Linked DNA regions of Mus musculus: region 2 is linked to region 1. Evidence: chromatin loops called from intact Hi-C (ENCODE). Cell type or tissue: left cerebral cortex. All regions are shown on one strand.

What was found. Peaks named below come from ENCODE experiments on the same cell type or tissue, not always from the same donor. Only the 100,000 strongest peaks of a DNase experiment are listed, where the experiment ranks them.
Region 2: a loop joins it to region 1, with 2.5 times the contacts of the local background. A loop is called at or near these places in 2 of 42 quality-filtered maps.

What each region holds. Positions count from the first base shown.
Region 1 is chr7:45,762,960-45,770,959 of GRCm38, reverse strand. Gm39009 (a long non-coding RNA gene) reads right to left here and starts at 5,607. Exons shown (of 2, transcript XR_882070.1): 1 at 4,733-5,607. In left cerebral cortex, a CTCF peak has its summit at 3,234 (motif pointing right); no DNase peak of the experiment used is centred here.
Region 2 is chr7:45,993,611-46,001,610 of GRCm38, reverse strand. Abcc6 (ATP-binding cassette, sub-family C (CFTR/MRP), member 6) reads left to right here. Exons shown (of 31, transcript NM_018795.2): 15 at 541-613; 16 at 2,482-2,608; 17 at 2,785-2,961; 18 at 4,789-4,956; 19 at 6,271-6,430. Among named protein-coding and RNA genes, the nearest start is that of Gm45983, 26 kb to the right of the region's middle. In left cerebral cortex, no CTCF peak of the experiment used is centred here; no DNase peak of the experiment used is centred here.

The sequences.
Region 1 (8,000 bases):
AGGCGTGTGCCTCACAGCCCAGTCCTGACTTTTTATTACTTCCACTGAATGCTAAGGATCACAGGAGCCTTCGGTTCAAGGTGCCAAGATGTAATGTTCATTTCTGGGAAGGGCCAGGTCTTGAAGAGACAATACGAACTGTACAGCCTGCCTTAGGAGCAGAAAGGCTTTCCAAGCAGAAACAACCTCATTTGTCAGGAACAAGTCAACGTTTTTGCCCTATCCATTGCTCTCATTGGAGGACTAGAATAGCCTGACACCAGCAAAAATATGGGCAGGTAGCACCCTTGTGGCATGTCTGCCTCTGTGAGCTGGGGGGTGGGGGTGGGGCTCAGGAGAACTTCCAGGCAGTTAATAAGTAGCTATCTTGGTCTCTTGGCCAGAACTGAACAAGTATGCTGTCATCATAGGGAGCTTGTTCCTGGGTGGGTGTCCCTGGGCTGGTGTTCCTGGGTATGTATGTGTCCCTGTGACGGTGCTGGCCTGGACAGAGGCAAACTTTCAGTTTCCCTCTGCCGGGACAAAGTAGTTCTCCGAGATAGAGAGAAGGGCTGGGCAGGGGTTGGCTGCGCTCTGTTCTGCCCGCCGTGGGGCTTAGCCTTACAATCCTGTCTCCCCCTGGTACTCTGCCTTCTTGAGCTACTTCCTTCTACCCCATTCTGCCCCACTTCCTTTGTCACCACCTAAAAAGCTGGTGACATTATTGTGTTATTTGTTTATGTGTCCATCTGCATGGGGGTATGCCCCTGTGCATAAGTGCCAACTAGAGGTCAGAAGAGTGTCAGAAATCCTGGAGCTGGAATTACAGGTGGGTGGGAACACCAGGTTGTGGATGCTAGGAACCAAACTCCGGTCCTCCAGAGCAGCGAGTGCGTGCGACCGCTGTGCTGCCCACCCACCCCCCACCCACTCTCGGTTTTTATTGGAAATGTAGATGCCCCCATCTCTGAAAACCCCTCAGTCTTCCACCTGCCTTATTTCCCCCTCCCCCCATGATTTGGTATTTTCAGTCACGAGCTATAGGCCCACATACAATTTGCTCTTTTCAGACCCAGTTAGGCAGCCAGGCCGGCCTTGATCTTAAGATCTCCTGGCCTCAGGCTCTCAGGTGGTCCAATCACAGGTGTGCTCCACCAAGCATCATTGATGCACTAATAATATGTTTTATTATTACGGGATCTGGGGAGACGGCTCAGTGGATAAGAGCACGTATTGCCTCTTCTGGGCATATATCCAGAAGATGTTCCAACTGGTAAGAAGGACACATGCTCCACTATGTTCGTAGCAGCCTTATTTATAATAGCCAGAAGCTGGAAAGAACCCAGATGTCCCTCAACAGAGGAATGGATACAGAAAATGTGGTACATTTACACAATGGAGTACTACTCAGCTATTAAAAAGAATGAATTTATGAAATTCCTAGGCAAATGGATGGACCTGGAGGGCATTATCCTGAGTGAGGTAACCCAATCACAAAAGAACTCACATGATATGTACTCACTGATAAGTGGATATTAGCCCAGAAACTTAGAATACCCAACATACAAGTTGCAAAACACATGAAACTCAAAAAGAACGAAGACCAAAGTGTGGTCACCTTGCCCCTTCTTAGAATTGGGAACAAAACACCCATGGAAGGAGTTACAGAGACAAAGTTTGGAGCTGAGACGAAAGGATGGACCATCTAGAGACTGCCATACCCGGGGATCCATCCCAAAATCAGCCTCCAAACACAGACATCATTGCATATGCCAGCAAGATCTTGCTGAAAGGACCCTGATATAGCTGTCTCTTGTGAGGCTATGCCAGTGCCTGGCAAACACAGAAGTAGATACTCACAGTGGATGGATCACATGGCCCCCAATGGAGGAGCTAGAGAAAGTACCCAAAGAGCTAAAGGGGTCTGCAACACTATAGGTGGAACAACAATATGAACTAACCAGTCCCCCAGAGCTCGTGTCTCTAGCTGAATAGGTAGCAGAAGATGGCCTAGTCGACAATAATTGGGAAGAGAGGCCCCTTGGTCTTGCAAACTTTCTATGCCTCAGTACAGGGGAACACCAGGGCCAAGAAGTGGGAGTGGGTGGGTAAAGGAGTGGGGGGGGGTATGGGGGACTTTTGGGATAGCATTTGAAATAGAAATGAAGAAAATACCTAATTAAAAATTTTAACATTAAAAAATGTTTAAAAAATCAAATAAAAAGATTGTTTAAAAAAAAAAAAGATGTACACCGCTAGTTGTATTGAAAACATTATCTAGTCTTAAAAAAAAAAAAAAAAGAGCACGTATTGTGTATTGCTCTTGCAGAGGTCCCAAGCTTGGTCCCAGCACCCCTGTTTTGCACTGATCTGTAACTCCAGTTCCAGGGGACCCGACAAAATCATCTAATTCATCTTCTGGCCTCTGAAGGCACCTGCGCTCATATCCACACACACACATATGTCTAATTTAAAAAATAAAAATGTCTTTTTAAAATTATTATTAAGGAGCTCACTATGAAGCCCTGGTTGGCCTTGAACTTGCAGGGATCCTCCACCTCTGCGTTACAAGACATGTGACACCCAGCAAAAATAGAATCTTTACTTTTCTTTTTTTTCATTTGAGAAATGGATGTCATTTATAACTGACACACAGCTCTGCTTCTCCATTTGTCCTTGGCCGTAGCAACACCAACTCCCACCTCCCTTCAGGTCTCTGGGTCCCTCTGACCACAGGCCCTCCACACTGGCCCTTCCCCATGCCTATATCATGTCTCCAGTCAGCCACAGTCTATGTTCTGACTCCAAAGGTTACCTTTTCCCAAATGTCCCCACCTAAAACTGTCCAGGTGCACAGACCAGCCCACTCAGCCACCCCACATCTTCCTCCACTATAGTCATGTGATATCAATTTGTGTGATGTCAGGTGTCTTTCTTTTTTTTTGTTTGTTTGTTTTTTGTTTTCTGTTTTTGTTTTTGTTTTTTTGAGACAGGGTTTCTCTGTGTAGCTCTGGCTGTGCTGGAACTCTGTAGACCAGACTGGCCTCGAACTCAGAAATCCTCCTGCCTCTGCCTCCCAAGTGCTGGGATTAAAGGTGTGCGCCACCACGCCCAGCTCAGGTGTCTTTCTTTATCACCATTGCATAAATAATGTGTAGCTGCTGTAACAGAAGAAATTTAAATTTAGTGAGGTTTTTAGGCTGTTGCTGTTGTTGTTGTTTACTTGCATTTGTGTTGGGTTATGTGCACATGAGCGCAGGTGTTCAAGAGGCCAGAAGAGGGTGCCAGACTCTTGGGGCTGGAGTCACGAGCAGTTAAGAGCATGGATTCGAGGAACTGAACCTGGCTCCTCTGCAAGAGCAATACCTGCTTTTAACCGTGAAGCCATCTCTTTAGCTTCACTGGTGGGGTTTTTGTTTTAAAATAGGGTCTCATGTGCTCAGGCAGGCCTAGAACTTTATAGAGGAGAGGATAACATTGAACTTCTGCCTCCACCTCCTAGCTGGAAGTTTTTGAGCTTTCAAGACCAAGTCCTACTCCAGAGCTCTGCCTGGTATTGAATTTACCAAGTAACCCAGGGTGGCCTGAAATTTGCAGGGATCCTCCTGCCTCGTTCTTTCTGGGTCATCATCTAATTCATTAACATTTCTTCTCCCAGTCTGTCCAAGAGCCCAGAGCCCAGCACATAGCAGGTGCTCCACGGAGCGTGTGCTGAGTGCACAGTGAACAGGGAGAAGGAGGGAGGTGGAAGTTTAGTATAACAGGTTTTGGGGAACCAAGAGCTGAGGAAGAAGGGGGTGCTGAAGGCAGAGGGGGGCGGGGATGGGTGGCCCAGGAGGCAGAAGGCTGAGCCAGGAGTTGGGGCGTCCTGTTCTCCCACTTGAGTCGCCTACGCACTCTTTTCTTTTGGGCTGGGCCTTGCTGGAGACACTACAGGGAAAGGAGAGGAAGGGGAGGGGGAGGGGGCAGGGGAAGGGGGACATGGGGAGGGGGTGCCTAACTGGCAGGGCTGGTTTGGCTGGTCCCTGCATTTGGCAGAAGACTGGGACAGGGAGAGGCAAGAATGGTGCTAAGACAATTCCTGCGCGCCACGGAGTAGATGGAGAGTTAGCACCTTGATCATTGTCCCAAGACACCTCTTCCCCTCCCCCCCCCCCGAAAATGCCACACCCACATCTGGAACAGGCTGAGCTTGTCTCATCTCTGGCACACAGGAAATTCCTCTCCCTCAGGCTTATGGATCCAGACCTGGACTTTCCTGGTCAGATTCATGAGTCCAAACCCCAAACCTCCTCTCTCAGACTAGACCCACAAACCCTGGACCTCCTTCCTCAGACTAGATAGACCCAGGCCCCATGCTCTGGCTCATACCCTCACTTCCCAGTTAATCCCTGGGCGTCCTTAATGCTCCTGCTCTTTGCCTACCTGCCCACCTCTACCCATTTCCTCTGTGGCCAGGCAGCCTTCGCAGACCCAGGTTATCTTGTTCTGAGCATCTCTTTCATTGTCCACCAGTCGTGGGCCAGGCCATCCCTCTTGAGTAGTGACACGTGTGGGGCTTCAACGTGGCCTTGAGCCCTGTGCCTAGATGCTCAGGGAAGCAGGGCTGGGTGTGAGCGGTATGGAGCAATCAGGGTGGAGAGCAGGTGGGGTTTCTGCCACACCACCCACCCACCCCAAGATGGACTGGCTGATTAGAGGAGGGACAGGAGGTGGGGAGGGCAGCTTGGGGTGTCAACTGCCCGCCTCTTACCCCACCAGGTGGATTCGAGGTCGTCATTTCCTCCCGAAAGGGACTGTACAGTACTCATGGAGACAGTGGAATTCCCCCTCCCGGAACTTGCCCTTTTCTCATCCGTTTCCAGGACTGGCGTGTTAAATGTGCATTCTCATCTGTCTGGGTCCTAGAGCTCCAGCTGCATCCCTCAGATCCAGGACCCAGACTCATCCCTACCCTCCCCCCTCCCCACCCCATTCAGGTTCCTCCTCCCTGTCTCAGGATTGGAGCCCCAGCCTCACCCTCTGGGGAGCCCTGCCTCTCGCAGGCTGAGCTCTCCTGGTATTTTTGGCAATTACTGGATTTTAATGGAAAGGCTGGGCTCTCTGAAGGTGACAGTGGCCTGATTCTTTGGATACATGACCTCATGACCCAGTGACCTGCCTTTCCCACGTGTGAACTCCATCAGCAAAGTGGCACAACACTGTGCTGGGGGAAGGGTCTGATGGCTCAACTAGAAGATGTTAAGAAATGATACTGAGGTCTAAGTCAGAGCTGCCATCCCCTGTGTGGGTCACTAGGGATAGGCATGTCTCCGGATGTCCCCACTCAAGGCCCAAGGTGACATCCCTCCCCAGGGCTCCCTTCTGTGGCTGGAGGGATACCTTGTCCTAGCATCTCTCCAGCCTTTACCCCAGCAGATCTATCTCCTCAGGTCTCATTCTAAGAGAGAATGTTGCAGTTTCCCTCAACAGTCTGTCTACACACTGATACACCCACAGTTGGTAGATAGCACGGACATGGTGCGCACGTGTACAGGCGTCCACCCACTATCCTTCTACTCAACTATCCGATCATTCATCTACCTATCCATCTCCAAGTGTTTGTGTGTGTGTCTGTGTCTGTGTGTGTGTGTGTGTCTGTGTCTGTGTGTGTGTCTGTGTGTGTGTCTGTGTGTGTGTCTGTGTGTGTGTGTCTGTGTGCATGTGTGTCTGTGTGTATCTCTGTGTGTGTGTCTGTGTCTGTGTGTGTCTCTGTGTGTGTGTGTGTGTCTGTGTGTGTCTGTGTGTGTCTGTGTGTGTGTCTGTGTGTGTGTCTGTGTATACCTGTGTGTGTGTGGGTGTGTGTCTGTGTGTGTGTCTCTGTGGTCACCTGTGTGGACAGCTTCATGCAGACAGAGCCAAGAGTCAACTTCAGCTGTCCTTGCTCAGGAGTCTCCACCTTTGTTTGACGACAGAGTCTCTGTCACTATGACTTGGGGATCACAGGCAAGACATGGCTGGCTGATCCACAGCCCCAGCGTCTTAGCTCTGGGTTGGGGCTCAGGAATACACTGCCAGCCCTGACTTTCTACCTGGGTTCTGAGGGTCCAAATTCTGGTCTTCATGTTTGCCCAGCAAAAGTACTTTGCAAACTGAGCTACTTCCTACCTGATCCATCACACAGCTGCTTTCTTTTTCTTTTTTAAGATGTATTTATTAGCTGGACAGTTATGGCCCACACCTTTAAAGCCAAGACTCCAAGACAGAGGCAGGCAGATCTCAGTGAGTTCAAGGCCAGCCTGGTCTACAAAGTGAGTTCCAGGACAGCCAGGACTACACAGAAACCCTGACATGAAAATGTTTAATTTTGTTTTCTGTATCTGAGTATTTTTACCTGCATGTGAATCTGTGTACCCCAGTGCTGAGAAGTGGGTCCCCCTCAAGACAAGAGCAGCCAGGGCTTTTGTGTGTGTGTGTGTGTGTGTGTGTGTGTGTGTGTGTGTGTATTTGGTTTTTCAAGACAGGTAGCCCTGGCTGTCCTAGAACTCACTTTGTAGACCAGGCTGGCCTTGAACTCAGAAATCCGCCTGCGTCTGCCTCCCAAGTGCTGGGATTAAAGGCGTGTGCCACCATGCCTGGCACAGCTAGGGCTTTTAACTGCTGAGACATTTCTCTTTAGCCTCTCATCACATAACACTTAAAGTTTTGTAACCCTCTTAGATCCTCCGTCTGTACAGCCAACACTGACTTCAAAGTCGAGAGCCTCCCGCTCTGGCCTCCGGAGTGTGGAATCTCGAATGTGCAGTGCCGCGCCATGTTTCTCATGCCTTTTAAAAATTATTTTACTTTTAGGCTTTGTTAGTTGTATTTGTGTGGCTTTGGGCATGTTCATGCTTGCCTCTGGAGGCCAGAAGAGGATGTCAGATCCTCTGGAGCTGGAGTTAAAGGTGGTTGTGAACCACCCAACAAGTATTGAGACCTGAACTCAGGTCCTCTGAAAGACCACTGAGTGAGTGCCTTCCTTTCTTCCTTCCTTCCTTTCTTCCTTCCTTCCTTCCTTCTTCCTTTTTTTTTTTTTTTTTTTTTTTTTTTTTTTTGGTTTTTTCGAGACAGGGTTTCTCTGTGTAGCCCTGGCTGTCCTGGAACTCACTCTGTAGACCAGGCTGGCCTCGAACTCAGGAATCTGCCTGCCTCTGCCTCCCGAGTGCTGGGATTAAAGGCGTGCGCCACCACGCCCGGTCCTTCTTCCTTTTTTAAAAAAAGATTTACACACACACACACACACACACACACACACACACACACAGTGACTGTCTTCAGATGCACTGGAAGACGGCATCGGATCTCATTACAGATGGCTGTGAGCCACCATGTGGTTGTTGGGATTTGAACTCAGGACCTCTGGAAGAGCAGTCAGGGCTCTTAACCTCTGAGCAATCTCTCCAGCCCCCTTCTTTTTTTAATACAGGGTTTCTGTGCGTAGTTCTGGAGCTGTCTACATAGCCAGTAGACTAGCTGATCTCAAATTCACTGTGATCCACCTATCTCTGCCTTCTAAATGCTGGATTGAAGATGCATACCAACATACTTAGCTGTCTGTGCTCTTAACCAGTGAGCTGTCTCAGCAGCATCACCACATTTTCTTTCTTAAAGAAAAGAGAGGTTGGAGAAAAGGCTCAGCAGTTAGGAGCCCATACTGCTCTCACTGAGGACCGGACGTCAGACCCCAGCACCAGCGTGCAGCAGCTCACCATTGTGACTGCAGTTCTAGAGGGTCTAATGCTGTCTTCTAGCCTCCTTGGGTACCTCCTGCACTCTGCACATATGGAACACTGGACATACACATAGAACTTACAGATAAAATAGAAATCTTTAAAACGTATTTCTGAAAATTAAAAAATTAATTGAAGTTAATTTTGGAATGTAATTTATTTAATCCAATTAAATTATCTCAACATGCAATCCATACCAAATTTTCCAGGTATTTGACAAGTCTTGAATTTTCAATTCCAATGCCCAATTTTCAGTGATTTAACTGACAT
Region 2 (8,000 bases), 230 kb before region 1:
ACCAGACTGGCCTTGAACTTATTACGAGGCTAAGGTTGGACTTGAACTCATGATCTTTCTGCCTCCACCATCCAAATACTGAGATTACAGGCACAAACCATCACACTGAGATTACTTATTTATTTACTTAAATACATAAATAAATACCTTTATTGATGATCTTCATATATAGCCCAAGCTGGCATCACATTTACTCTGTAGCCCAGGCTAGCCTCCAACTCATCACCCTCCTGTCTCAACCTCCCAGGTGCCAGGATTACAGGCATGAGCCACAACACCTCGTTCAAACCTTATTTATTTAAAAAAAAAAAGGCAGCAGGTAGGATTTGAACCCCTGGATGAGGCCACTTGTCCCTGAATTACAATGTCATTGTTGTAGGATTGCTGTCAAGTAAGTAGATAGCAGGGCCAGGGCCTTGTAAAGCTTCTGGCTGAAAAGATGTTTTGTTGATGGAGCCTTCGAGGCCTTGAACACTGAGCACTGGGATGCCGGGAGGGCAGTTAGTACCAGCCCTGTAACTGTCTTCCTGTGTCCTGTAGCCTCGAAGGATCGAATTTCTGTACACAATGGCACCTTCGCTTGGTCCCAGGAGAGCCCACCCTGCCTGCACGGGTATGAAACCCCACAGAGATTCTCTTGGCTTATGAGAAACTGTCCTACCTGGACCTGGAGGATAGGCTAGGCCAGGCCAGGCCAGGGTTCTGTGCATGGAGGCAAGGGTTCTTGCATGCCGCAGCCCTATAGAGGGGGCATAGGGTACCCCACAGAGCATCCCCCATCATGCAGGAGACACACCTCTGTTTCCCACCTGACCAAGAGGAGTCTTGAGGCCCAACCTCACCAGCTGTGACCTCCTTCTGTGCCTCTTGTATCAGTTTCAATTGCCACCCAGCCCCAAGATACCTCAGAAAGAGAAAGAAAGTCTGGCCATGTGTGTCCAACTCTATCCATACTCTCAGGGGTGGCTACCGAGCACTCGCTTGCTGTGCACAGGCTCTTTTCTGGATGCTGGGACAGAGGGAACGCTGGGGCTCTGCTCTCTTGGGGTAACATTGGATGGACATGGGACACAAGTGGAAAGTCTGGGGAAGGGGCAAAGCTGGTGATGTGGGTAGGTTGGCATTCCAGCTGAGGGTATAACAGAGGTCAGGGGAAGGCTCTTTGAACAGCAGGGAAACCAAAAGCAAACACTGTGAGGCAGAAGCATAGGAGGCTCAGGCTCTCTCAGTCTCACCCTGTGGTCTCACCCCGTGGCCATCTGGGCTGAGAAGTCCTCGCCGCTGGCTGCCCTGGGCCTTGTAGAATGTTTGGCAGAAGAGCTTCTGAACTCCATCCCCAATCAGCCACGGGACAAAAACACCTCTAGATGTTGCCAAATGACCCCACCCAACTAAGGCAAAGTCACCCCTGCTGAAAGCCACTGGGCTATGCTTAAGAAGCACTAAGCTTAAGGTGGTGGTGCACGCCTTTAATCCCAACACTTGGGAGGCAGAGGCAGGAGGATCTCATGAGTTCGAGGCCAGCCTGGTCTACAGAATGAGTTCCAGGACAGTCAGGGCTACACAGAGAAACCCTGTCTTGAAGAAAAAAGAAAGAAAAAGGAAGGAAGGAAGGAAGGAAGGAAGGAAGGAAGGAAGGAAGGACGGGAGAGAGGGAGGGAGGGAGGAAGAAAGAGGAAGAGAAAAAAGAAAAAGGAAGAGGAAGATAGAGGAAGGAGCGGAAGCAGAAGCAGAAGCGGGAGCACTAAGAGCACGGCTGAGTGTAACTCATACTCACCAGAACTTCCTTCTGACTCTGTCGAAGCTTGGAAGGGTTATGAACTGGTTTGGTTTTTTGAAACAGGGTCTCATTGTGTAGTCTCGGCTGGCCTGACTCTCATTCTATAGCCCAGGCTGGCTTCAAACTCAGTGATCCACCTGCCTCTGGCTCCCTAGTGCTGGGATTAGAGGTGGACATCACCACACCCAGCCCTGACTTGCTCTTTCACAGGTCCCTGTGGCTTCTGGGTAAGGGCTGACTTCAGAAGATGGGCAGGAGTAAACTGGGGCAGAGGTGGGGAGAGCAGCAAGGCATGCATTGCAAAGGCCTGAGTAAGACACTACTGCAGCCAAGCTAGCATGCCATGATCCCCTCTGTGTGTGCACGTGTGTATATGTGTGCATGGATATGCATACAGTGGCAAACATGTAGACACACACATGTACTTACATTTGCATACTAGCTATGCACGTGACTGTGTATACTAATGTCTGTGGCATGTCCGTAAGTGTTTATGTGGCAGGCACATCTGATGTGCTCAGACGGCAGAAGAAAGGCAGTTCAGATAGCCAAACACGAATCAGGCAGGAGAGGCCCTGTATATTCTCTTAATGGTCTCCCCAAGGTCTGAGTAGCCGGATGGGGTGGGTGTGTCTGGAATTGCCTGCTTCTGTACACACCCAGGCTGGGCCTTTAGGGCTGCATCTCCCCTGTGTTGTCAGGATCAACCTCACCGTGCCCCAGGGCTGTCTGCTGGCTGTTGTGGGTCCAGTGGGGGCTGGGAAGTCCTCCCTGCTGTCTGCCCTGCTTGGGGAGCTGTTGAAGGTAGAAGGGTCTGTGAGCATTGAGGTAAGACCGTCCCCATTCCTCCCTGCCCCGGCCGCTAAGGTGTATTTTCAGAGATGCTGCATGCGTGTCTTCCCCTCACAGCCAAGAGCCCTCCATTCACTGGCTCAGCCTCCCTCCCTCTGAGCACCCAGTTTCCCTACTCTCCTATGAACTACCAACAGTAAGAAGTGTTTCAGGGTTCCGTGGCTTACGTGCCTCAGGAGGCCTGGGTCCAGAATACCTCTGTGGTGGAGAATGTGTGCTTCAGGCAAGAGCTGGACCTGCCCTGGTTGCAGAAAGTTCTAGATGCCTGTGCCTTGGGGTCTGATGTGGCCAGCTTCCCTGCAGGAGTTCACACCCCAATAGGGGAGCAGGTGAGGAGACCCTGGGATCTTATGTCTCCCTGACCTGAGGGCAGGAAGATGGGGGAGAATAGGGACAGAAAGGGGGGAGGGAAAGAGACCCCAGTTCAGGGCCAAACATACAGCACTGTTCAGTTATTGAGGAGAAACTAAGACAAAGGGAGAGCGGAGTGCCTGCTGGGTGATGTTAATGAGTCTGCTTCCCCTCTCTTGGCCTCACCAATGTATCTGAGCAGAGATGGTCCCCACACAGGACACAGGCATCTGAAGCTATAGAACCAACAGAATCAAAAAATATGTGCTAAGGACCAAATCTGGCCCACTACTTGTTTTTGTAAATAAAGTTTTATTGGGACACAACCATCTATCCAGTGACTCACAGTCTATGACTACTTTTGCTCTCAGATGTCAGAGCTGGGTAACTGCGACAGACATCAAATGGCCCTCAAACTTTACAAGAGTTACTTCCTGACCCATCCTGGAAAGAGCGGGCTGGGCCCTGAATTAGGGAACTGAGGCTCCATCCTGTGGATCAGACCCAGCCCTTTGCAGATTCTGAGCAACTGCTTCACTTCGGAGCTACAGCCCCTACTTTGTTTTTGTTTGAAATGGGGCCTAGGACATTTGGGGAGGGGGTTCCATTTTTCTTTTTTGGACAGTGTCTCTTTGTGTAATAGTCCTGACTGTCCTAGAACTTGCTATGTCGACCAGGCTGGCCTCTAACTCAAAGATATCTGTCTGCCTCTGCCTCCTGAGTGCTGGGATTATGTACCACCATGCCTTCCTGGGGTCTAGAACTTTTGATCCTTTTGCCTCAGCCTCTTGAGTGCTGAGATGACAAGCGTGTGCCACACCTGGCTCAGGCCCCCTAAGTTTCCATTCCTTCTCCCTTTAGACGGATCCCAGCCTAGGGGGTAGAAAGCACTGTGCCAACAGGTCCTCACCTAGTCCCTCTTCCCAGAACTCTCAGGTTTCCCCATTTCCCTCAGAGTCAGAGCAAAAGTTTTGACCATCCCCATAAAAGCTTCCATGTGAGCCTATTTCTTGCTCTCCTTCCTCTCTGGTCATATGTCCCTGGTCCTCTCTCCAGCTACAGGACCCCATCATGCACACTCATAGTCCAGGGCCTACATACATGCTCTTTCCCAGAGGGACACACAGGGATATGCCCCCTCCTACTGTCACCTTCAAGGGCAGGCCTGCCCTCAGCACCTTTCCCAGTGCACACTCATTAGAAAGGGTCAGAAAGTGTGGGAGCGGGTTCCTCACTGCTAGAGCCCTACAGCCAGGCATACCCCAGTAGAGCAGTAATGGGTGAGCATTGGCTGAATAAATGGATGGGTGAAAATAAGGACTGGATGTGTAAGGCGACGGGGAGTAAGTGGTGTCCTCAATGCACATGTCAGCTGTGGAGAAGAGGGAAGAAACACTGGGCAGAGACTGGGGGGAGTCATAACCTGGAAGGGGAGATGAAGAACAGTGCACACAGTGCCTCTGGAAGGGAGGCTGGAAGGGGGAGGGAGCAGGCTCAAGCCAGCAAGGGTGCTGGCTCAGTGTTTCCAGCCAAGGGTGACCCAAGGCACCTTGAGCTGCCACTGGCTGAGTGAGCAGGGTTGTCCCTTGCCTATGTCATTCTGTTGTGTTGCTGTCCTACTTTTGTTTTCTGAGACATTGTTTCACCCTGTAGCCCTGGCTGTCCTGGAACTCACAGAACCACCTGCCTCTGCCTGCCAAGCACTGGGATTAAAGGTGTGCTCCACCACTGCCCTGCCACCCCCTGGTCATTCTGATGTCCCCAGCAGATGTGCATCTGAGTCCCTGTCTCCCTCCTGTTCCCAGGGCATGAATCTTTCTGGGGGCCAGAAGCAGCGGCTGAGCTTGGCTCGGGCTGTGTACAAAAAGGCTGCCATCTACTTGCTGGATGACCCCCTGGCAGCGCTGGATGCCCACGTCAGCCAGCAGGTCTTCAAACAGGTCATCGGGCCCAGTGGATTGCTCCAGGGTACGGTAAGTGAAGCTGAGGAAGTCCTGAGAGTTCTGTCCTAGCCAAGGACCATCTCATCAGCCCTTCTTGAGTCCAGTTTTCTTCTTTGTATCAGTCAGCTCTTCCTGCAACAATGCTGTGTAACAGTTTCCCAAATCAGTGGCTTGCACTTATATTTTTCTCAGGAAATGTGTAGTTAAACTACCCATAATGTTTCAACTTTATGATGGTCTAAAATTGGTACACATTCAATTTTTTAAGATCTATAGATTTTGATCCTTCCCTGGAGTCCCAATACTTTCTCACAATGCTAGTTGTGGCTGTGAACTGGGGCTCCATATGTTATGCATCTTGAGGAGAAAGAAGCAAGCTCCGAGAAGTACCTTGTGGCAGAGCCTGGTGCTCGGCGTATTAAGTGTAATGCATTCCCAGGATGGTATATGGCTCAGTGGTAGTATTGCATGCACAGAGCCCTGAGTTGCACCCCCACATTCATGAACCAGTGCCATGGTGTATGCCTGTAATCCTACCTGTTGGGAGGCAGAGGCAGGATAATCAGAAATTTAAGGTTATCCTTGATGGCTTGGCTAGCTTTAACTGTTAAGTTAGCGCAGACTAGTCATCTGCGAGGAAGACCTTGATTGAGGAATCTCCTAGATCAGAATGGCCCTTGGGCATGTCTGTTAACTGATGCAGGAGAGCCCAGTCCACTGTGGACACCACAACCACTGTCTCTAGGCACATGGTCCTGGGCTGCACAATGTAGCTAGCTAAGCGTGGTCCTTTGAGGGTGCCACCCAACCAGCCACACCCTCATGTCTCCTCTGTAGTTCCTGGGCTGGGTGTGAGTGCCCCGGTTGGAGGTAATACCACATGGAATAGGAAGCAGGCCTGCCTGCCTGGACTCCCCTCGGTGATGGACTGTGACCTGGAAGTATAACCCAAATAAATCCTGTCCTCCTTTACGTTGCATTTTTGGTCACCGTGTTTGTCACAGCAACAGAAAGGCAGTTAGAACACTTGGCCACAGAGTGATTTGAAGACCAGCCTGGGCTACATGAAACCCTGACTCAAAAAAAAATTTTTTTTTTAAATGTATTTCCACTTGTTATATTTTGAACCAAAGGTGAGTTTCTCAGATGACCCCATAACCCCATTAGAATGAGAAGCTCTCAAAGGTTGGCCTTAAGCCCACATCTTCTAAATTTGCAATACCCCCACTATTCTCTTCAGATATAGTAGTCTCCAGAAGAAGTGCAGGTACATAGGAAAGGGCATTCCCACTCCCTGACCTGGGGACCCTCCAGCGTGCGTAACTTCTGCCCTTCCCTGCCCAGACTCGGATCCTTGTAACACACACGCTGCACGTCCTGCCCCAGGCTGACCGGATCCTGGTGCTGGCCAATGGGACCATCGCAGAGATGGGCTCCTACCAGGACCTTCTGCAAAGGAACGGAGCCCTGGTGGGTCTTCTGGATGGAGCCAGACAGCCTGCAGGTGAAGGAGAAGGACGTATTGTCTGGGCATCGCTGAGTCTCTGTGCCTGGCTCCCTTTAGGAGAAGGCTGCAAGGGTCCCACTGATGTGAGTGCAGTACTTAACCATACCCATCTTGAGGGCCCACCTGGCACTGCAGTCCTGCACACAGGCCACACACCCCCCCAAAGGAGGAGCCGAGGACACTGCCTGGGGCCCCCAGTGTCTCTCATCATACTCTTGGCTCTCTGCATGTTTATGTGTGTAGGTGTACATGTGTGTTCCAGTGTGCTTACCTATGTGGTTGGAGGCTGGAGGAGAATCTCAGCTGTCAGTCTCAGCAGTAGTCCATCTTGCTTTCAGGGTCTTTTATTGGGATCTAAGGCTCCCTGATTCTGCTGGACTGGCTGGCCAGTGAGCTCCAGGGACCCTGCTGTTCCCACCTTCCCAGGGCTGGAGTTATGGGCATGCACTACCATGCCTGGCTTCTTTTTTAGGTTCAGGGTTTGGGGCTTGGGTCTTCACACTATGAGATAAGCTCTTTACCAACTTAGCCATTTTCTCGGCCCTAATTGTACAATATTTCACTTGAGGACACCAGAGCCCTCCGAGGTGGGGACAGCCACTACTGCCCTTGTACAGAAAAGGAAAATGAGGACTACACCTGTGGCCCTAGAGTAGCAGCCAGTGTCTATGCTCAGAGATGCTCAGAAGACACTCCAGAGAGCTTTGCTCCTAGGAGCCTCTGTATTCCAGAGGGTAAACACCAAACTTCCAGAAGTGACATCGGCCACAAATGCAGTGAGAAATACCAACTAGCACACTTCACTCATTTCTGTTCATTCAGTCAGCATGGGACCTAATTGTCTCCATTTCACAGATGAAGAAACTGAGGTCTGCAAGTTAAGAAATTAGCCCAAGGTTACATACATGTATGGCTTGTTGGCAACAGGGCTGGGCCACAAAGCCAAACTGCTAGGTGCCAGAGAACATGTTTTAGAATTGGTAGGACATGTTGTCCCCCATTCCCCCCACGTCTCAACTCCTGATTTAATGTTATTCCCACTCTTGGGTCCTGCCTTGTCTAGAAACAGCATTGGCCCTAAATGATAGACTGGGGAGATGGCTCAGTTGGCACAGAGCCTTGCAACAGAAGGACCTGAGTTCAGTCCTTGGCATGCATGTAAAATGATGGGTGTAGTAGCACACACATCAATCCCCGCTTTGGGGAAACTGAGACAGGAGGACTCATGGGACTTGCTGCCCCGTCAGCCTAGCCTCATGAGTTCCAGGCCAGTGAGAGACTGTCTCACAAAACAAGGTACACAACACTCAAGATTGTCCTCTAGCAAGCTGAGCGTGGTAGCGCACGCCTTTAATCCTAGCACTTGGGAGGCAGAGGCAGGTGGATTTCTGAGTTCAAGGCCAGCCTGATCTACAAAGTGAGTTCCAGGACAGCCAGGGCTATAGAGAGAAACCCTGTCTCGAAAAACCAGAAAGAAAGAAAGAAAGAAAGAAAGAAAGAAAGAAAGAAAGAAAGAAAGAAAGAAAGAAAGAAAGAAAGAAAGAAAGAAAGAAAGATTCTCTTCTAG